Linked DNA regions of Homo sapiens: region 2 is linked to region 1. A link is an interaction called in ENCODE POLR2A ChIA-PET data of the cell type or tissue named here. Cell type or tissue: Caco-2. All regions are shown on one strand. Each heading gives the region's core, and the rest is flanking DNA. Links, peaks and the distances in the headings are about the cores only.

The links. ChIA-PET counts read pairs that join two places held together with the same protein. Peaks named below come from ENCODE experiments on the same cell type or tissue, not always from the same donor. Only the 100,000 strongest peaks of a DNase experiment are listed, where the experiment ranks them.
Region 2: POLR2A ChIA-PET joins it to region 1 with 14 read pairs; 4 of 35 experiments call an interaction of 5 or more read pairs at or near these places.

The regions. Positions count from the first base shown.
Region 1 is chr10:59,981,417-59,989,416 of GRCh38, forward strand. No RefSeq gene overlaps it. Among named protein-coding and RNA genes, the nearest start is that of LINC01553, 25 kb to the left of the region's middle. In Caco-2, for the core only: no CTCF peak of the experiment used is centred there; no DNase peak of the experiment used is centred there.
Region 2 is chr10:59,884,822-59,900,381 of GRCh38, forward strand. The region is part of intron 1 of CCDC6 (coiled-coil domain containing 6); the gene reads right to left. Among named protein-coding and RNA genes, the nearest start is that of CCDC6, 14 kb to the right of the region's middle. RefSeq lists a silencer at 6,652-6,741. In Caco-2, for the core only: no CTCF peak of the experiment used is centred there; a DNase peak (open chromatin) is centred at 3,630.

The DNA.
Region 1 (8,000 bases), core at 1-8,000:
CAACCTCAACTTCAGCTTTTTTCCTGATGACTGCATATTATTTAAAAACAAAACCAAACCCTGCTATTTGTTTCTTCTTTCAGGTTAAATTATTCCAAGTGATTCCAATTAAGCAATCCTCATGTGTATCTCTTTAAGCTGTGACCAGGAAGATCTAAGAAGGTTCTATGGCATTTTGGAACTTTTCTCCCTGACTTGATTGTATTTGAAGTTTTGCCAAAATGAAAAATCAAGACCTGTGCCTTGGGGCAGAGCTGTAGAGCTACGTCATGACGCTTGGTTTTCATTTAAGACAGGGAGGCCATTCTGGAAATCAAACTTTAATTAAGCACACAGCTGGGAGTGGATAGGGGTCAAAGCCTGGAACTTGCCCCTCCTCCTCATACTACTATCCCAGGTGAGATGTATTTTCCTGGTATGATCCCCATTGCTGGCATGCCTGAACCTTTCCCCAGATAATTTCAGAAAGTGGCCTGTGATGCATGTTCTAAGGTAGGATTTATCTAATTTCTTTTGAATTGGTGAAGATTGTATTGGGAACTAGGGTTAGACTGTTTCTAACCTCAGGAGAGTCACTTCCATACTGTTCCAGCTGATAGCAAACACTGATAACAATTTCAAAGGAGGAAAATAAATGTTTAAATGGCAGTAACGTAGAAAAGTGCCTTGGTTTCAAAACATGTTGATAACTACTGCTCCTTTGTTATTCAGTTTTGCCCTCTATAAAAGTCTGCTATTATTTCTAGCGCTGTTTCCTGAGTAGTTTTCTAGTCAAGCAATATGAGGGATTAAAATGGTGCCTGGGGCGGGGGTGGAGGGGAGGGCAGGGGTGGGGGAGTCAAGCTGAAGTTTCAGTACCCAAGTCTCATTGTACTTTGCTAGGAATACCTATGGCATTAAAGTAGGAGATTTTCTTTTCTTTTCTTTTCTTTTTTTTTGAGATGGAGTCTCGTTCTGTTGCCCAGGCTGGAGTGCAGTGGCGTGATCTGGGCTCACTGCAGCCTCCGCCTTCTGGGTTCAAGCAATTCTCCTGCCTCAGCCTCCCGAGTAGCTGGGATTACAGTTGCCCGCCACCACACCCGGCTAATTTTTGTATTTTTGGTAGACACAGTGTTTCACCATGTTGGCCAGGCTGGTGTTGAACTCCTGACCTCAGGTGATCTGCCCACCTTGGCCTCCCAAAGTGCTGGGGTGACAGGTGTGAGCCACTGCACCCAGCATGAAGTAGGAGATTTTTATCTCTTAATATTAAGTGAAGTTTTGGGTCATCAAAAAAGAGGTGTGCATATATGTGCCTGTTGTGTATACACGCAGAGTGGAGATGTTGAAGCAGCTCTAGACTGGTAGAATCCAGAGGAAGAAGAGAGTGGGGAGTAGAGAAAGGGAAAAAACAGAGAACTATTAAAACCAATAGATGCTATAAAGTGCAAAGAACCATATTTTGTTTAGGACCTCCCTGCATCTTTAACTTTGTTATTCTCCATTTCAGGTTCCTGTGTGCTTCTGTCAGAGACATAATGTAATATTCTAATGAGTTTAATTTATTATACTCATTTATTCTATTATTCATTCTCCTCTTACTATTTTTTTTTTTTTCTTGAGACAGGGTCACGCTCTCTTGCCTAGGTTGGAGTGCAATGGTGGGATCATGGCTCACTGCAGCCACCATCTCCGAGGCTCAAGTGATCCTCCCACCTCGGCCTCCCCAGCAGTTGGAGTTATAGGCATGCACCACTACGCCAGGCTAATTTTTAATTTTTTTGGTATAGATGGGGTCTCACTATGTTACCCAGGCTGGTGTTAAACTCCTGGGCTCCAGAGATCATCCTGCCTCGGCTTCCCAAAGTGTTGGGATTACAGGCATGCATCACTGAGCCCTGCTGTTCCCTTATTCCACTTCTGAAAATGTGTTTTCAGAGGACAAAGATTTGTCTTTATTCAACACTGAATTTGTAGCACCTAGTAGGTGCTCAGCTTGTTGAATGAATGAAGATTTGAATACACTAAGCACATCGCTTACATGACCTCTTAATAATCTGAGCTTTACAATGTTTTGGACTAGAAACAGGACTTTCTCCCCCTTGTTATTGTTGTTATATGTATTTAAAGACAAAAACTTTTGGGTGACTAGTTTGAATTCAGGAGTTTAGGGTATGTATGGCATTTGGAATATGATCACTATATCACTAGGTATGTGCCACCATTCCATTATTTTTATGGAGTCCATACATTTCTCTGATACATGAGCTAGGAGTTGAAAACAGTCTATTAAGTTAGTATGCAACCTATTTTAGGACTGTTAGTCTCCACAGTCTGACCACAACTCTTTAAATTTGTCTGTCATTGTCAGTCTTCATTGTCTTAAGTCTAGCCCAGAGCTGCTACTCACTGTCAGCAGAATCCCAAAGTCAAAATGAAGAGTGTTCCAGAACCCATATCAAGGCCTCCTCATGTGGGCTCCTAACAGCCCAGCTTAGTCTGTTACTGCCTTCTAAATACAGCACCCTGGAGCTTTAGAGCTTCAATACTTCTTTTAAAGAAAGGTTAAAACTTGGAACAGGGAAAGTAGATGCATTCAGAGTAGAGAAACTGATAGGATATTTTTGGATGACAATTGGTTCATAAATTTTAATCCCTCTTCTCTGTTAAATCTCTCAAAGGAAATCTCTAGGTTTTGCACTCTTTGACTCTTATCCTCTGCTTAGTTTTGTCTTTTGTAAAGTATGTCCCCTTTTAAAAAATTATAAAAGGACACATTTGCAGTCTTGTTTTAGTACTCTGAAACCAGAATTGTTAACAGTAGGTTAACATGTGCATGCAAGATTACATTCTCCTCTGTACGTTACAGATCTGAAAAAGGGAAAAGAATTAAAAGAATTATAAATAGTTATACACTACTAATGTTCATCTATTTTTAAATCTATCATTCTATTTCTAAATTTCTTGATTTAGAAAAGGTTCTAAATTGCTTGATTTAGAAATAGAAAGTTTTTATACTTGCAAGCTTTTATTTTTGTCTTTCTTAGATTTTAATTATTCTTTGCAAAACTCAGAGTCTAATTTATTTGTTGCACACTGAGAAGGTAACATGTTATACCTGTTACATTAGAGGAAGAAAAAAAAAAGATAATACCAGAGGCAGGGTCTGCTGAATTAAAAGTGAAACATCCACATATGTATACTCACACTTGGCTGCTGGTAGGGATGACTCAGGAAAACTCATTTGAGAATCAATTTTACATAATAGCAAGAGCTGTTCACAGATTTTTGACCTGATAATTCCACTTTTTATTGGAGCATTTATAATATTTGGAAAAAATTGAAATATCCAAATATCAGAAAGTGTAAATTATGTAGTCGTATAAATTATATCTCTATTGGAAATAATAATATCTAGCTATTGAATTGTAAAGATCCTGCATGGGGCAAAGCCCTTTTTTTTTTTTTTTTTTTTTTTTTTGAGATTGAGTTTTGCTTTTGTTGCCCAGGCTGTAGTGCAATGGCGCAATCCCGGCTCACTGCAACCTCCACCTCCCGGGTTCAAGTGATTCTCCTGCCTCAGCCTCCTGAGTAGCTAGGGTTATAGGCATGTGCCACCACACCTGGCTAATTTTGTATTTTTAGTAGAGACAAGGTTTTTCCATGTTGGTAAGTCTGAACTCAAACTCCCGACCTCAGGTGATCCGCCTGCCTCAGCCTCCCAAAATGCTGGGATTACAGGAGTGAGCCACTGCGCCCGGCCCTGGCAAAGCCTATTTTTAAATGTAAGTGAATAAAGGAAATATAAAGTTACACCACTCTTATTCACCTGTGGAAAAAAATAAATACATTTGATGCAAACTAGAAGGAAATACTTGTTTTAGGGTGTTAGAATTAAGCATGGTTTTATTTTTTAATGTTTTTGTTTTTGAAATGGAAAAAAATTAAAAATGCTTATCCTAGAAGATCATGTGATTTTTTAGCAACTGTCTACACAAACTACATTGATATTGCAAAACTGGCATAAGCCTTTACTAGAAAACTGAAATAACAAATGCCTCTTGGTTACACAAAATATTCCATTTTTCAACTTCATTTATTCCAGCACTGCAAATGTTTGCAACTCAGCTTTTGTGACCCTCATAGTGTACATCCACTATTTTTGAAAGCTATTCAGAAATATTCAGAATTATATGTAGTACTGTTCAAGGTATATCCAACAACACTGTGAGGAAAATGAGGGCCCAGGTCACACAACTAGTGAGGGATACTTCATCCAGGAGTATAATATGTACCCCTTATTGGCCAACTTAAGGGAGAGAAGTTTGAGGAACACCAGCTGATATTACTACTAGGGGTACCCTTGGGAGACAGGGCCTAAGACAGAAAGGTGAAAACTCAGGGAAACCAGACAAAGGACTACTGGGTAACTAGGAAGGAGACAAGTCAGGACACAAACTAGTGGATCTGAGATTGATGCCATATTAGTCATAATCCTTAGTTTTTAGGGAACAAAAAACACAATTTGGACCATATTAAGTATAAAGAGACTGTACTGACTTATGTAAGTAGGAAGTACCTAACTTCTAAGAACTCAAATTACTTCAGAATTTTCTTTTCTCTCTGTCTCCATCTACCTTTCAGATCTGCTTATTTGTGCATTTTGGTTGGCCTCTCTCCTGTTTTATTTATTTTTATTTTAAGATATTTCTGTGCTTAAATTTTGTGGGTACAAACTAGGTATATATATTTATAGAGTATATGGGGTATTTTGATACAGGCATACAATGTATGATGATAACATTAGGGTAAATGTGGTATTTGTTTCCTCAAGCATTTATCTTTTGTGTTACAAATAACCTAGTTTTACTCTTTTAGTTATTATAAAATGTACAATTAAATTATTGGCTGTACTCTGTTGTGCTATCAAATACTAGATCTTATTCATTCTTTCTAACTATTTTTTTGTACCCACAGGCATCCCCACTCCCCCAGCCCCCACCCTTCCAGACTTTGGTAACCATCCTTCTACTCCCTGTCTCCATAAGCTAAATTGTTTTAATTTTTAGTTCCCACAAATAAGTGTAAACATGTGAAGTTTGTCTTTCTGTGCCTGGCTTTTTTCACTTAACATAATGACCTCCAGTTCCATCCATGTTGTTGCAAATGACAGGATCTCATTCTTTTTTATGACTGAATAGTACTGTATTGTGTATATGTACTCCATTTTCTTTATCCATTTTCCTGTTCATGGACACTTAGGTCACTTCCAAATCGTGGCTATTGTGAATAGTGCTGCAATAAATATGTGAATGAAGATATCTTTGATGTATTGATTTCCTTACTTTTGGGTATGTACCTAGCAGTGGGATTCTTGGATCATATGGTAGCTCTATTTTTAGTTTTGTGAAGAACTTTTAAACTGTTCTCCATAGTGGTTGTACTAATTTACATTCCCATCAACAGTGTACAAGGGTTCCTTTTTCTCTGCATCCTCACCAGCATTTGCTGTTGTCTGTCTTTTGGATAAATGTCATTTTACCTGGGGTGAGATGATATCTCATTGTAGTTTCGATTTGCATTTCTCTGATGATCAGTGATGATGAGCACCTTTTCGTATACCTGTTTGGCATTTGTATGTCTTCTTCTGAGAAATGTCTGTTCAGATATTTTGCCCATTTTTAATCAGATTATTAGATTTTGTTCCTATAGAGTTGTTTGAGCACCTTATATTCTGGTTATTAATCCTTTGTCAGATGGATAGTTTGCAAATATGTTCTTCCATTCTGTGTGTTGTCTCTTCACTTTGTTGATGATTTCCTTTGCTGTGCAGAAGCTTTTTAACTTGATGTGATTCCATTAGTTCATTTTTGCTTTGATTGCCTGTGCTTAAGGGTATTACTCAAGAAATCTTTGCCCAGTCCAATGTCCTGGAGAGTTCCCCTAATGTTTTCCTTTAGTGGCTTCATAGTTTGAGATCTTAGATTTAAGTCTTTAATTCATCTGGATTTGATTTTTGTATATGGTGAGAGATAGGGGACTAGTTTCATTCTTCTATATATGAATATCCAGTTTTCCCAGCACCATTTACTGAAGACTGTCCTTTCCCCAATGTATGTTCTTGGAATCTTTGTAAAAAATAAGTTAAATGTAGATGTATGGATTTGTTTCTGGGTTTCCTATTTTGTTTCATTGGTCTATGTGTCTGTTTATATGCCAGTACCATGCTGTTTTGCTTACTATAGCTCTGTAGTATAATTTGAAGTCGGGTAATGTGATGCCTCCATTTTTGTTCTTTTTGCTAAGGATAACTTTGGCTATTCCAGGTCTATTGTGGTTTTACAAAAGACCATCCTAAAATTTACAAATTTTGGGTTGTTTTTCTATTTCTGTGAAGAATGCCTTTGATATTTTGATAGGGATTACATTGAATCTGTAGATTGCATGGGTAGTATGGACATTTTAATAATATTGATTCCTCCAGTCCATGAACATGGAATATCTTTCCATTTTTTGTGTCCTCTTCCATTTCTTTCACCAGTGTTTTATAATTTTCGTTGTAGAGATGTTTCACTTCTTTGGTTAAATCCTAGGTATTTAATTTTATTTGTAGCTATGGTAAATGGGATTACGTTCTTGATTTTTTTTCAGATTGTTTACTGTTGGCATATAGAAATGCTACAGATTTTTGCATTTGACTTTCGTGTCCTGCAACTTTACTGAATTTATCAGTTCTAATAGTTTTTTGGTGGAGTCTTTACATTTTTCCAAATATAAAATCATGTCATCTGCAAACAAGGATAATTTGACTTCTGCTTTTCTAATTTGGATGCCCTTTATTTCTTTGTCTTATCTGTTTGCTCTAGCTAGGATTTCTAGTACTATGTTGAGTAATGGTGGTGAAAGTGGGCATTTTTGTTGTGTTTCAGATCTGAGAAGGAAGGCTTTTAGTTTTTTTCCCTATTCAGTATAATATTTGCCGTAGGTCTGTCATACATGGCTTCTATTATGTTGAGGCATTTTCCTTCCTTACCCAGTTTTTTGAGGGTTTTTATCATGAGGGATGTTGAATTTTATGAAATGCTTTTTTGGCATTAATTGAAATGATCTTACGGTTTTTGTCCTTTATTCTGTTTATATGGTGTATGATATTGACTGATTTGTGTATGTTGAATCATCCATGTATCACTGGGATAAATCCCACTCGGTCATGATGAATGATCTTTTTAATGTGTTGCTGAATTCTGTTTGCTAGTATTTTGTGGAAGACTTTTTTTTTTATCAATGTTCATCAGATATATTTGCCTATAGTTTTCTTGATGCGTCTTTGTCTGCTTTTGGTACTAGGGTAATACTGGCCTCATAGAATAATTCTGAAACTATTTTTTGAAATAATTTGAGTAGAATTGGTATTGGTTCTTTAAATGTATGATAAAATTAAGCAGTGAAGCCATCAGGCCCCAGGCTTTTCTTTGCTGGGAGACATTTTATTATGAGTTTAGTTGTAATGATCGTTACTTGTAGTGGTCTGTTCAGGGTTTAGATTTCTTCATGGTTCAATCTTTGTAGGTTGTGCATGTCTTGGAATTTATCCATTTCATCTAGATTTTCTAATTTATTGGCACATAGTTGCTCATAGAAGCCTCTAATGATTCTTTGAATTTCTGCAGTATTGGTTATCATTTCATCTCTGATTTTATATATTTGGATCTTCTCTTTTTATCTTAGTCTGGCTAAAGGTTTGTCCATTTTGTTTATCTTTTCAAAAAACCAACTTTTCATTTCATTTATCTTTTATATTGTTTTCTTCATTTCAGCTTCATTTATTTCTGTTCTGATCTTTATTATATTTTTTCTTCTACTAGCTTTGGGGTTGCTTTTCCAGTTCTCTAAGATGTCTCATTAGGTTGTGCATTTGAAGTTTTTCTTTTTTGATGTAGTCCCTTATAGCTGTAAACTTTCCTCTTAGTACAGTTTTGTTGTGTCCCATAGGTTTTGGTATGCTGTATTTCCATTATCTT
Region 2 (15,560 bases), core at 1-8,000, 97 kb before region 1:
GGGAGGCCGAGGCGGGCAGATCACTTGAAGTCAGGAATTTGAGACCAGCCTGGCCAACATGGTGAAACCCCATCTCTACTAAAAATACAAAAATTAGCCAGGCATGGTGACACACGCCTGTAGTCCCAGCTGCTTGGGAGGCTGAGGAAGGAGAACTGCTTGAACCCGGGAGACAGAGGTTGCAGTGAGTTGAGATCGTGCCACCGCACTCCAGCCTGGGTGACAGAGCGAGACTCCGTAACAACAACAACAACAGAAAGAAAGGAAAGAAAGGAAGGAAGGAAGGAAGAAAAGAAAAGGAGAAAAGGAAAGAAAGGACAGAGAATACGTGTGAATCAGGGAAAGGAAGAGCGAAATCTAGTTTGGATACATTTGTTATATCTACAATACTTCCATCTTCATTCTTTTTTCAATACCCCAGCCATGTCAGGAGGTTTGCTTAACAAGCAGTAAATTATTTTGCCACATCTAGATTTTAAAACACCAAGGCTGTTGGCAAAAACACATCCTAATGAAAAACTGTAAGAGAATGGATTAAAGTACCATTTTTGCAGGTCAAATTTATTCAACTAAAGAAAGTTCTAGACTGGCATGGTCCCCCGAATTTAAAAACCTACTCCTAATTTAAAAGCACATATGCCAACATTACCCCTTGAATTAAATTCAAGGAATAATTCAAGTCTAATTCAAGAGTGGTCTAATGCAGGTCCAATTCAAGATTCAGGACTGAGAGCCCTATCAGACCTGGCCCCACCTACTTCCAGCTTCAGGCCACATCCCGATCTCACTCTGACCACAACTCGTCTTTCAGTTCCTCAAACCTGCCCTGCAGTTCTGTCGCTTTCAGGATTTTTTGCATAGCCTCTTCCCTGGGCCCAGAACATTTTTTTACCAATTCTCTTCATGGTTAACTCCAAAAAAGATATACAGGGGATTGCAGCCTACATGTCACTTCAGGGAAGCTCCGTTGGCTGCCTTAAACTGGTCTGGTTCCCCCCATCATATCCTCCAAGAAACACATCTTTTGAAGGATTTATCACAGCTTCAATTCTATAACTGTGAAATCAGTTGTCTGATGTCTATTTCCAACCCCGCCCCCCGCCCCCCCAACTAGAATATCAGCTGCCAGAGGCAGGAACTGTCTCAAAACCTCTTAGCACAATGCATAGAACAGCCTTATATACAGAATAACCTCAGAAATATTAGCAGAATGAACAAAGTTTTGTAATATATACGTTATTTGTAATATCTGTGAGATGAACAAAGAAGACCGGCCAATATGAAAGAAGATTACATTTAAGGTCTGCAGCTTTAAATCTATCTTTAAGCAGGGGAAATGGAAAATACTGCAGAGTAAAATAAAACCACCAGATAAACAGAGCCCGAAACGGACCAGGATAGAAAAATAATGCCAATTACACTTGAATCCATTTAAGCAGCAGCTTCTGGAGGAAGAAGGAGGCTACAATAATAGTATCCAAAATAAACAATTCAGTAATTGATCAACTAGTCAGAGGAAATTATCCTAATTCAAGATCTCATATGAAATATAAAGTGTTATACAGACAAGAATGAGGAAAAAAGACACCAGGAGATGTATCTAATGTGCAGTTGTGAGTTCAATTGTTTATGCAATTTAAAAGAATATCTGGCATCGCTACTTCTACACACTCTTCTGAATCTGTCTTAAATGCACTATCATTTAAACAAAAACACAAAAGCAGTCTGTCCTACTTTTTTCCAAAGAAGTAAATATACAGAAAGGTTTTACCATAAAATGTTAGCAATATTTCCTGTAGATTATAAATGACATCAAGAAACCATAAAAATAAAAATTTTCACTGTGGCCAAAAAACACCAAAAGCCAAGTCAAAAGACAATTGACAGGTGGGAAATTTTTTTGCAACTCAAAATTGAAAAACAAGAGCAAGTCATTGTAACATATAGAGTTCTAAGAAAAATGGGTAAGAGAAAGACCAAGGTCCCCAAAGACAAACAAGAAAGGATATCAACTAGGCAGGTACAGAAAAAGAATACAAATGGCTCTTATAAACACAAGAAATGATGCTTATCCACCCCCTTGAGAGAAATGCAAAGACTGTACTAATATGTCACTGTCCATTTACCAGACTACCAAAATCCAGTTTGAGAAAACCCTCTGACAGTGTAGTATGGGGCCACATATCTCTCATATCCTACTAATGGAAGTGTAAATTGTAGAAGCAACATCTATTCGAATTACACATATATAGGGCAATCGACACAACAATGTCACTTCTGTGAATTTACCAAGAAAGGCAGCATCAAAAAGTGAGGGAATTCCCTAGAATCAGCTTGCTTAGCTAGGTGTCAATTCTGGCTCTCCTACTCTCTGCGGTATGACTTTAAGCAAGTCACCCAACCCTCTCTGAGCCTCAGTTTCCTGTCTGTAAACAAGGATAATATGCTACTGGCTACTTCACAAGACTGATGTAATGATTGAGTCAACATAAGGAAATGGTTGAAGAGAGTGGCTAGGAATTATCCCCTCTGATACACTCACCCACATACAAAATGACCTACGTTCAAGGTGACGGTGACATTTTGAGACAAAAGACTGAAAACAAATTAAATGCACAATGGTAAGAGATACCCACACAATGGCTTACCATGCAACTGTTAAAAAAAAAAAAAAAAAGAGAAGTATCCAAAATATAATTAAATGGCAGGGGGAGGGGCAGAACAGAATATAATATCATATACGCCACCTTTTGTGTTAAAGGGAAGGGGACCAAATACCAAGTGATGTCCTTCCTAGTCAAAAAAATTCAATTAAAAATATTTTTTAAATGGGGCATTATTTCAAATCTCAGAAGAAATATCATATGTACTCACAAATGTATAGACTAGTGGTTCCCAATTTTTGTTGCTGGGTCAAATGCGACATTGGAATTTCCTAGAAATTTTGGAATTGAATGCCCTTTGCTTGTAAGTGCTGAACTATCAGACCCTTTTTTTAACCTCCTCCTCTGCCAAGGAGCTAACAGAGGAGAAAGAACCCTAGCCTGGATGTGAGGCCACCTCCCTGGAAATGCCAACTGTCCCATTTACCAGCACTGTTCCCTGGCCAATAATTTAACAGCATTTCACCTGAGCCCCAGATCCTTTATTTTCTAAGGAGGTACACACTACCTACTCCCACAGACTTGCCGTGAGACTCAAATGAAATAATTTAGCTGAAACCACTCCATAGATGCTGCTCAAGCTGCAGATTTCAGAGCTGGAGATTCTGGGCAAAGACTGCTTGTTATTCTACCTGTCCAGAAAACGTGTCTGCACATACTGCTCACAGCTTCCTGTCTGGTGCTCTCCAGCCCTGAGTGGCTTCACACATAGCACCGCACCAGACTTTCTGGAAGCCATAGATGCCAGTCCATCTTCCGAGGGCATGACTCCCCACAGATGCTCAGACATTTCTCAGCTAGAAGCTTCCAGGGAAGGCTGGCTGCACAGGATGCCTCACTTCAGATTTCCTTATAGTAGAACCACATAAGCCAGGTCTGCTTCACACAGGTGAAGTGGTGACCTAAACTTTCTGCTGCTTCGTCATGGGGGCTGGGAAGCCAGTCTGCATACCTACTGAGGGCAGAACCAGCAAAACTGGGATGCTCGGAAGCTGGGGACCAGGAAACAGGGCAGCAGGTAAAAGGTCTCCAAGCCTGCTGTCAACAGCTTTAGGGAGGAAGGTTAGAGCTGGGGCCAGCAGCCTAAGGGCACAGGGCTTAATAGCAGAGGGGAGACAAGGATAATACCTTTGATCACAGAAAAGCCTGTGATGTTTACCTTTCAAACACTAATTTGCCAGGGGAAAAATTGCTAATTTTGTCTGGTATGATAATGGTATGGTGGTTATAAAGTCCTTATCAGAGAGGCAAACTGAACCATTTATGGTGAAAGCATTTTAAGACTATGTGTCAATAATCAGTGAAGCTGGTGGTTTGTGGATTCACTCTACTTTAGTATATGCTTGAAAATTTCCATAATAAAATAAGCTTAAACAAAATCCACTATCATCATAAAAATAAATTTCACAGCAGGGAAATGTGAGAAAAGTATTCTCACAGTCTGATTGCATGCCAGACAAGCAGGGCCACGAGATAAGGCCTCTAAGTCACTAACATGGGCAGCCATTTCTCCTCCCAGGGTATCAACATCCTCATCAGAGCTGGGGCCCTTGAATATCAGGGGACCCACGCACGCTTCACCCATCAAAACTAACTGGCACTGCCCATGAATTCCTTTTTAGGGCTATTGAGGCATCCCAAGATGCTCCCCACTGGCTACATGGTACATGCTCTGTGTCAGAAGCAGCTGGCCTGGAAGATATTCAGGTGCAGAGCTTCCCATCTGGCATTCCCTGCAGGAAAATGTGCATCAGCCATAAATGACAAATGACAACAGGGACACGTGAGAAAGCATTCTATGGGAGGGGCTTCTGAGGCAGGAGGAAGATGGATAGGAAAGACCTCAAACATCAATCCAGCCATTCTGGGCTGCATGGGATGCTACAAGTCAGCCTGCTGTTTCAAGCTGCCATGCCTTCATCCATGCTGATCCTTCTCCCTAGAATGCCCTTTATTCATGTTTTCCTGAGGGAATAAAAACCTTTGAGTCTTCCAACCTTCTGCTGTCCACAAAGTACTCAACAGCTGCCCAGGCCAAACACAGTCAGTTCCATATTCATTCATTTCTTCCTGGGCCAGCCCTGGGTCTGTCTGGCCCAAGATGCCTCACTGCCCTTCTCTCCTGCTCTGCAAGGTACAGGTGACCTCTGCAGGCTCCATCTCCCAGTTTCCAAAGTACGCCAATGAGATTCAGCCAATAAGAGGCACTAGCAAGAGATGGGAGGATGGAAGGGAGAACTCAGAGTATTTCTCCCCTTTCTCCAACTTGGGCAGCACCCACATCTCAAGGCCCAGGGGAGTTCCAACTTCTTGGTGACCGCAGCCCCTGGGCTCTGATGGCACTACCTCCTCCCTTTATCCTCCAGAGGGGTTGTGGGAGCAGCGTTCTGCTCCTGCTTATCCCTGGGTTGTCTCATCACCCACCCCACTTCAGCTTCTCAGCAACTCTACCACTGGGATGACCAATCTCTGAATTACATTCTTCTCTCTCAACTCCACATGGTTTGTTTTCACAACTCTAGAGCCAAACCCCTCACCTGGGGGCCAAATGCAAGCTGCCCTTCTGCAAACCCTAAATTCTAAACACACTTCTCTCAGGAAGCTGAGGCTCGTCAAGAAAGACATGACTGATGTCTCGTCCCACAGAGAAGGCAAGGCATAGATAGGCCCAGTTCTCCCAGTACCACTGCAGGCTGGCGAGGAAAGGAGACATAAAACAAGGGGTTTCGTAACATGTGGCCAAGTAACGGCAGATACCTGAGACATCCAGTCAACGATGGCTTTCAGAGAGGAGGAGACCAGGAAGCTGGTGTGGAAGAACAGGAACTGTGAAAGCAAACTGAGAGCCGCTGAGGAAGAAGTGGAGGCACCATCCTGAGAAGACTCCAAAGAGCCCCGCAAAAGGAGGGGATGCTGCCAAGGAGGGGATGCTGCGTCGGCTTCTTCTCAGACAGCAACCTGATCTCAGGTTTGTGGGGGAAGAAAACAGAAAAGGGAAGAAATGGGCAAGAAGCAAATCTATAATCATTGAATTGAGAAGGAAAAGGAAGAACTGTGCTGAATGCACCCTGAGAGCTTTCCTAAGTCACATCATTTATCCCCAAAACTGGAGAGCTAAGATACTATGATCGCTTTTTAGAGAAGAGGGCAAGATGGCTTAGAGGTTAGCTAAATTGCCCCAGGTTCACACAGCAAGGAAGGGGCAAACAGATTTTTGTTTTTTTTCTTTTTTATTTATTTATTTTTATTTTCTTTTTATTATTATACTTTAAGTTCTAGGGTACATGTGCACAACGTGCAGGTTTGTTGCATATGTATACATGTGCCATGTTGGTGTGCTGCACCCGTTAACTCGTCATTTACATTAGGTATATCTCCTAATGCTATCCCTCCCTCCTCCCCCAACCCCACGACAGGCCCCGGTGTGTGGTGTTCCCTACCCTGTGTCCAAGTGTTCTCTCATTGTTCAATTCCCACCTATGAGTGAGAACATGTGGTGTTTGGTTTTCTGTCCTTGCGATAGGGCAGACAGATTTTTAAACACAGGTCCTCTAGGTTTTAGGACTATCAAATAAAACACAGGAGGCCCAGTTAAATTCGAATTTCAGATCAACAACAAATAATTTTCTAGTATATATAGGTGCCATGCAACATGTGGGACATATGTATACTAAAAAATAATTCATTGTTTATTTCCAATTGAAATACAGTTGTGCATCCTGCATTTTTACTTGCTAACTGGTAATCCTACTTGGTTTCCAAGTGCTTCCGTTATTCCAAGTCAAGCCAAAGCACCCTAGGGTGGGAAAATCAGAAAGCAGTTAATGAATAAAATTGAAAGGAGGGAAAAATTCACACAGCCTAATAGAGAATGCTAATCTGCAACACATAAAATAAAGAAGCATAAAAACAAAAGCAATAGAAGCTATAGAAGACTTTGAGAACTGGGGAAAGAATACACTGTACTTATGGAAAGCAGTAAAGCCTACCGGTTTTCATTTGTGGCCTAACAAGCGAATCCCAGTTCCCTTTACACATCACTGTCAGGCAGCAATCACCCAGAGCTACAAGGCTCTGGGCCAAGTAAGAACCAACCACGGAAGGGATGACTGTCATTAGCACTAATCTTCCTTACCTGAAAAAGAGTTCAACAAGAAGGTGTTCAGACAAGTAGCAGAGAGGGAGGCAGAGAAACCAAAAGGCTCCAATAGTTTTGGCTAGAGGCCCCACAACTCTGATGGATAGACAACAGCAAAAGAGGGAAGGGCAGTCTTGAGCTTACTTTAACTTGTTTATTTACAATGCAAGCAGAGTTCATCAGATAAAATAGCCTCCTTGCCCTCTCTTACCATCCCAAAAGTCAATACAACCAAAATATTAATAGTAGTTTGGAGAAAAGCATGCTCCTCAATCTTCAAATGAAGTCCTCAGGCTAGAAAGCAACCCAGAGGCAACAAAGAAAAGAGGTCACTTGAGGAGTCCTTGGCAGAGAAAACTACTGCCTCCCACAGACCACCCTGGCCCATCACCAGGGGTTGTCCTTCCATCATTCGGCTACTGCAATCCTGCAAAGTCAGTCCATTTCAAAGATTCATGTTTTGGTTTCTGTTCTTTAAACCAGCAGCTAAGGAGAAGTGGCACTAGGGCGTTGCCCATCAAAGTCCACCTTCTAGAACCCATACCCCCATGAAAGAGGGTCAAAAGTCTCTATCAGAGAGGCCAGTTTTGACAGTCTTCTGTCTGCCGATAGTACTAAAGTCAGAAAACGTGTACTTTTTTAAAAAACACAATGGAAAGAGCTCTGTAACTGACCTATAGGGAAAAAAACCAGATCTTTTAGGAAGTGTGTTTACCTCCTGCAGTCCTGTTACTTTTACACAGCCACACAGACTGGTATAATCCTGGCTCACCAAACCCTTGGAAACCCACTCAGTTCCCAGGCATCCCCAAGCACCAGAGAAACATGGGTCGTTAGAAGCCAGGTTGCGAGGCTCCCCAACCTGCGGTGCACAGGGAGCTTGGTGCGGCCTCAACCACCCCCGCTCAGCTTTCAAGAGGTTATTTTTCTATCATAATCTTATAGGATTATCTAGAGCAGGACTGATTTTGAAATGTATTTTGGAGGACAATAGAAGGGGGTGGGGAAGTACTAATAATAGTTAATATCATTTTCTACAGGAATAACTCACACATTACCCCAAAACTTTCCTGTGTGTATCAATCTCATTTGATCTTCATTAACTGTGGGATGGGAGCAAGATTTGTGTTAACTCTACAGTCTCTCATAAGGTAAGTAACCAAGGCTCAAAGGCCCTAAATGCAATACAACTTAGCTAGTAGGGTAGCCAGAACCTAATTAATAAGCACATAAGTCCTGTAGGGCCTGAATGTCCTCTGCTGTGTCACACTCCTTTCACGTCATCCCGCTGCCCAGCACCAATACTGAGGGAAGGGGGTGGGGCCGCCCAGGAAGCTGACTCTAAAACTGAAAATAATTTCACAGATACTTATGCAGACCATTGCACAGCAATAAAAAATAACTCACTATATGCACTGCATGGATACTGTTTAATATTAGTGAAGGAACTAGGATAATCAAAGAATCCAGACACACAAAATACATTCTGTATAATTCCATTTATATGAAGTTCAAACACTAGCAAAACAAATCTATTAAATATATTGAGATAAATCAGAACAGGGTTACTTTTTGCGGGGGGAGGGATACTGACTGGAACAGAGCACATGACAGTTTCAGGGGTGTTGACAATTGCATGTATCCTAAGCAGGGTGGTGGTTACACCAGTGACTTCATTTTTAAATTCACTGAGCAGCCGGGTATGGTGGCTTATGCCTATAATCCCAGCACTTTGGGAAGCTGAGGTGGGAGTATCGCTTGAGCCTGGGAGCTGGAGATCAGCCTGGGCAACCATGTGAAACCATGTCTCTACAAAAAAAATCCAAGAAACAAATAGCTGGGCATGGTGGTGCACGCCTGTGGTCTCAGCAATTCAGGAGGCTGAGGTGGGAAGATCGCTTTGAGCCCAGGAGGCAGAGCCTGCAGTGGGCCAAGATCACCCCACTGCACTCCAGCCCGGGTGAAAGAGTGAGACTTTGTCTCAAACAAACAAATACATACATACATACATACATACATACATACATACATACATACATACATACAATGAGCACTGTTTGATAAATTTGTGCATTCAAAGTCTGTATACTTTAAAGTAAGTTATGGTTCTCCACCGAAGGCTTTACAAAGAAAAGTGAGCAGTTCCCAAAATCTATTCCACAAACTTTATTGAACAGCTGTGTTAAGGTTATGGAAAACACAAATGACCCTTCAAATGGTAGGGTCTTTACATGGCAGTCACCATGCAAGGTACCGTCCAACTGCTGTGTTCAATCCCCTGCTCTGCTGCTTACTGCGATCTTCAAGGGGTTGCTGGGACTCCCTGTGCCTCATGTCTTTCATCTGTGACACTGAGATCACAAAGGGTTGTCCTGAGGAGTCAATGAGTCCCTAACGGTAAAGGGTTGAGAACCATACCCAGAAACACCACAAGACTGCAATATGTGGCAACTGTTATCATGGAATAAGACAGGTCATCCTACTAATGATAAATAACAAGATACCTGCCTTCAAATATTTCATTAAAAAGACACAAATAAATGTCTGCACTGAGTAGCCAGAGTGGATTTCCAAGAGGCAGAAATGCTCTTACTCTTCCCCCGCCCTTCTGTAGTGAGCTCCTGAAGGGAATCCAGGCACACAGCCCAGAGTTGCCCAGCTGGTCACTGCTCTCCTCCCATCCTCATTTTTCTCGGCATTCAGGTTCTGCCTGGGTGTGGGAGGAGTGCCTTGTCCAATCATTACTCAGCCCCTACTTCTTTCAAATTAACTTCAATTTATCCTTTAGATCGTGACTAAGAAATCTCCTCATTCCAGAGCCTGCGCTCTCTAACTCTGCCTCCACTCCTGGATTGAATCAGGGGCCCACCACCAATGCCACCAGCACAAAATCATCCCAGTTGTTATATACAGGCACACTGCCTGGCATACAGCAGACACTCATGTTTGTTGAAAAAAATAAAAAAACCCACTTGTACTGTGCTAGTCAGGCTATTTTTAAGTAGAGATTGTAACATAAATGCAAAGGAAGAAACTGATTCCAGACTGGGATGGGGAGGGGTGGGGGGGAATCCATAAGGCTATGCCATGTGAAGAGGTGGCAATATCCTGGGGTAGCTGAACAGGGTGCAGGAGTGGAGTAGACCAAGGCCCAACTGGAGGGCAACTGAGCCAGGAAGGGGAGCACAGACTGTCCCCCATGCGATGAAGGAACCCTTCTCTAGTGTTATTTCTTTTCCAAGACAGGGAGTTTGCTACCCTGGCAACACTCCCTTAGGCCCAGCATCCTGGGAATTTGCTGTGGCAAAGGAGCAGCCCTGACTATCCTAACTGAACAGAACTGTATAGGAACTTCTAATAGGAAAATGCCCATGAGATGAAGATAAAACTGTCCCTGGGCTGTGCATGGTATCTTATGCCTGTAATCCCAGGACTTTGGGAGGCCAAGGTGAAAGGACGGCTTGAGCCCAGGAGTTCAAGACTAGCCTGGGCAACATAGTAAGACCCTCTATAAAAAATAATAATAATAGTGACCCAGGAGTGGTGGCACACATCTGCAGTCCCAGCTACTCTGGAAGCTGAGGTGGGAGGATCACCTGAGCTTAAGAGGTCGAGGCTGCAGTCAACAATGATGGCACCACTGCACTGCAGCCTGTGTGACAGAGCGAGACCCTGTCTCAAAGAAAACCGACCAAACAAAAAGGCCTGTCCCTAAATTAATTTATATGCCATCTTCCCACAGACTGTAGAAGCTCTGAGGTCAGACCTGGGCTCAAATCCCAGTCCCATCTGATAGTCATGGGACCTCAGGCAAGTGATACAAGCTTTCTGGGCCTAAATTTGTAGGCTTATGGCTATGGATAAACAGTAGTACTGATCGTATAGGACTGTGGTGAGGATTAAATGAGAGGATATACGCAAACCCCTTCCAATAGTGCCTAACCCATAGTAAGCACTGGATAAACATCCACTGTTATCACAGCAACACAAAAAGATTTGGAAGTGGGACAATGGTGGTGAATAAAAATTCTGTAAGCTTTCTTTTTCCTTCAAACCTTTTAAAACTCCGGTTTACCTTGCCTCAAAAGAGGTCTGGCTTTAGTCCTTGACGTTCTGGAGGCAATTTCTAACCCTTTCGAAGGTCATGCCTGATAAGAGTGTCTTTGTTTACCTGAGGGCGTTGGATCACACTGGAAAGCCTAACAGTGTGATTCAGCCTGAGCGCTTTAGGCCATGTGGTATCAGCACAGCCTACTCAGGGCCTGGAAACTGAGATCTGCCCTGTGGATAGGCGACCATGTCTATGTGATGAGCCCCAGTAAAAATTCTGCAGCCCAAGGCTTGGCCAAACTTCGCTGGTTGGCAATACTCCATGTGTATTGTCACACGTTGTTGCCAGGAAAGTAATGTTGTGCACACTCCACGGGGAGAGGATAACTAGAAGCTCCACAATGAAAAACGTTCCTGGACTCTGCCCTATATGCTTTTTCCCTTGACTGATTTTAACCTGCATCCTTTCCCTGTAATAAACTGTACCTGTGAGTATAAAAATAAGTAATTTAAAAAATAAAATTACAGTTTATTCCAAATGCTATCAAGGAAATTAAATGCATACATTTCATTAAAAATAAAAAATAAAAAGCAACCATGATCTGTGAAGTGTTGGGGGTAAGATATGGGGGGATGACCCTTCCCTCCTGGAGGACAAGCTCTTGCCATGGGTTATTCCCTCATCCAGCATCTCCACATCTGGGTGCTTACTGGCACCAAGCCCAGAGCTGGGCGTAGGGCTAGGGCACTGCACATTTGCTGAGTGACAGAAAAGAACCATATATGGGACAGCTAACAGGCAGTACAAACTTAAGTTAAAATAAGACATCAACACTTAAGGTCCAAATTTATAACTTCAAGACCAGGACAGTAAAAAGCAGCTAGCAGCTTTTGTAGACCAGAGTAAGTCTTTCTTTAAAAAAAAAAACAAACAAAAACAAGAACAAAAACAAACAAACAAAAAAAATTAAGTCACTAGGAATAGAGGTTTACCAGGGAGGAAAAAAAAATGGGTGTTATTGTTTAATGGGTACAGAGTTTCCTTTTGGGATGATGAAAAGTTCTGGATATGGATAATGGTGATGGTTGCAAAACACTGTGAATGTACTTAAAGCCACTGAATTGTACACTTACAAATGGTTAAAATGGTGAATTATATGTTGTGTATGTTTTTATCACAAAAAAAAATGCAAAAAAAGTCACTGGTACTCTTCTCTGGGTACCTAAGGTATTTCACAATATAAACCCCATGCATGCAAGGCTCAAAATGGCATAAAACAGTTAATATACTTTCCAAGGGACATAAACCCTTACCAGGTAGTGATTTGAACCTGAAGAAGTCTAACTCTACTTTATGGAGAATACACTTAAAACAGTACTCTTTGGTTAATAAAAACAATAAAATCACCTAGTCAATTTTTTCCTCAAAGATTAGTAGGGCTACTAAATGAAGTGAAGACACGATGTTTTGACTCAACGGATGTCTTTGTTTAGATAAACTCTGGTCTAGTGAAGAACTCCACCCCACAAAAAACATCTCTCAGTAGAATAAAAGTTATCATTTGAGTTGGTATATTAGGATAATTTTTTTTTTTTTTGAGATGGAGTTTCACTCCTGTTGCCCAGGCTGGAGTAAAATGGTGCAATCTCGGCTCACCGCAACCTCCACCTCCCGGGTTCAAGCGATTCTCCTGCCTCAGCCTCCCGAGTAGCTGGGATTACAGGCATGCACCACCATGCCCAGCTAATTTTTTGTATTTTTAGTAGAGAAGGGGTTTCTCCATGTTAGTCAGGCTGGTCTCAAACTCCCGACCTCAGGTGATCCGCCTGCCTCGGCCTCCCCAAAGTGCTGGGATTACAGGCGTGAGCCATCACACCTGGCCTATTAGGATAATTTTTAAAAAGTCAAGCTTGCATACAAGTAATTTCATGAGTTGAAAAGTTATCTATATGAAACTCCAGGTATAATTATTTTTCTCTCAGATCTGTCCCTTTTAGCCTCTCTAATTCAATCTCAACAAGCAGACAGCACAAAAGACTCAAACTGTTCACTTATAGAAGCAACAGGTGAAGTGTTTAACACAGGTAACTAGATTTCTAAGAATTTTCTTTAGGTCACCCATAATCCCTGCTGCTTTCATTCTTTTACTCTCGTCCTTCCTCCTATGGAAAACTTTTTGAATGATGACTTATGCCTGGCTGAACATCCCAACTCTGCTCTGCAGTACCAAGTGGCCTCATTTGATCCTCAGTGCCCTGAGATGCCCTGGTGGGTATTACCCAGATCACTTTGGACACACACCTGGCACCACAAGGCTGGATTGATCTGGAACAGATGCATGGAAGATTAGCCCATCAATCAGCACTGCTTTTGTAAAAAACTAGAATTCAAAATTTCCTATAAAATAGTACCTCTAATTTTACTGCAAGAAGTCTTTGCTTTCAGATAGTTTCGGATTAAAAACTTGAGAAATTCCGTCCATCCACCATTATTCCATGAAAGAAACAGGAATAGAGGGAAAAAAACCACCTAGATAATTTCCATGTACTGACAGATGCAGATTATGAAATTAAAATATCAATGACATTTCTTTTCAATCATCATCACATAAAAACAAAAATTAAAAACAAACCAAAAGCCTCCCAGTGCCACCTCAGCATAAATTGAGCAACAGCTCTCCCCATCTCTGCCTTACATAATAAACTACAAGCTAATTAAACTGTGAATGAATGTGATAACTTGTTACCCTTAAAGATATTCACAGAGATAGATGAACTTCATTTTGGAAGCTGGAAGGTAAAATTCCCCTCCCTGGGAACCCCTACAGGAGTCGGCCTAAGCTTCCCTTCCTGCATCCATGTGTGTGTTGGTTCCTTCTGCACTGCACAATCCCCAAGGCTGGAGAGAAAGGCTGTTTCCCTCTGCTCTGTATTCCCTACAGCACCAGGCCAGGGCCAGGCTGAATGAAAGTCAAGTGCAATCCTCGCTATGCTACCGGGAGAGCCCTAACATTCCTTTTGGATATTTGTATCCAGCACACAGTATTATAAGCACTTGACAGCTGAATCCTGCCTCTTTGAGGCTATATTTATTTTATTTATTACATGCCATTTTGTACCTTACTGAAGAAACAAAGGCGGGGGCAGAGAGGGGAGACCAGAAAAATCTCCCAGCAAAAAACAAATGAGTATTGTAATGAACTATAATCATTAAATTGCACTCCATATGTCTGATCCAGGAACCAATAAGTAAAGGGGAGGGTTAATTCTAAATGACCATCAATCATATTGTTAAGCCTTTTTTAAAAGAATACTTATCCCTAAAGAGAGAACCTACACAAAGTGACCTTTGCAATTTACTGGTATCAGGGTTGGAATAGACTTCACAGCTGTGCATTTCACAGCCATAAAAGATAAGAAAATTTGACAGCCTTGGAGAAGTAGGAAGAATCTGCAAGTTAACACCACCCCAAGATCCTCACAATTAAAAATATTTTCCAGAGGATTAGTTCCTCTGTCAAGAAAATTGCAACCATCACCAAGCAGGAACATATTGAACCTGTGAACATTTACTCTGCCAACTTTGACAATTCAATATACCTGAAAACAACCACAATGTGATTGAAAACAAAAAGCAACACCTACCCACTAAGGAAAAAAAGTATGCAGAGAGGACAGAAAAGATTACCATTATTCCTTACTCAGCCTGACTGCAGTTCAGTAGTTTGGATTAGCATTTTGAAGTGTAAACACAATTATTTCGGCAAGGCATGATTTAAGGAAAACACACACACACAAATACACTGTGGTGACACTTGTGTCTCTGCAAGACACAGCAGACGTAAGAATTCAACAATCCCCCTACCCTGTTTTCAGATGCTTCCCCCATCACTGCTACAGGTCACCAGTATTTATTTGCATTACTGCATCCCCCTGCAATGGGCCAGAGTTGTTTCCCAGTGGTGCATTTCAACATTAAAGAGTCATAGGAAACACCTGGAATGATCTGCCACCATCACCAAAACCAAGGCAGCAAATCTGAACACTTCCAATGGGGCTACTTTTTCCTCCAAGCCCTGCTCAGAAACACTTAGAAAGGAGAACCTGAAAATACTTTGTCCCCTTTCAGATAAAATGTTATCAGGAACACCCAGGTGTATGCTGCAAGGTAGCCCACATCACCCAAAGCTAGAAGGCAAGGGCACACTGATTGCAATGGTCCCCCAAAGTATACAATGCATCCATTCACATATCTGGTCTGTTTCATCAACTATGGTAAAGAAAGTGTTTGCTGTTGTGGCAGGGGAGTGGCTCTATGAAGACAAGGTCCCAGAGAGAGTGTTGGCACCTTCATCACAGAAAGAAACAAGTACATACATACCCGTGCCTCTGGAGCCAGCTCAACAAATTTCTGGGTGTTTCTCACATGCCAAGCACTGAGGAATGTGATGAACAAGGCAAATTCTGCCCCCAAAGAAATTTACACATGAACCGGGAAAGATCTCGATAGTCGAGTGTCAGTGACGTGGGGTGGGGGGGGTGGTGTCTATGGAACCACGGAAGTAGGTGCATACCCCAGTAGCAGGTGCATACCCCGGTGTGTGGCTGACAAAGAGGAAGTATCAGGGCATACCAGGAAGGGGTTCAGGTGGAGAAGGCAGTACAGTCTATTTCAACTGACAAGGTAGAAAAGAGGGGAGGAATACAGA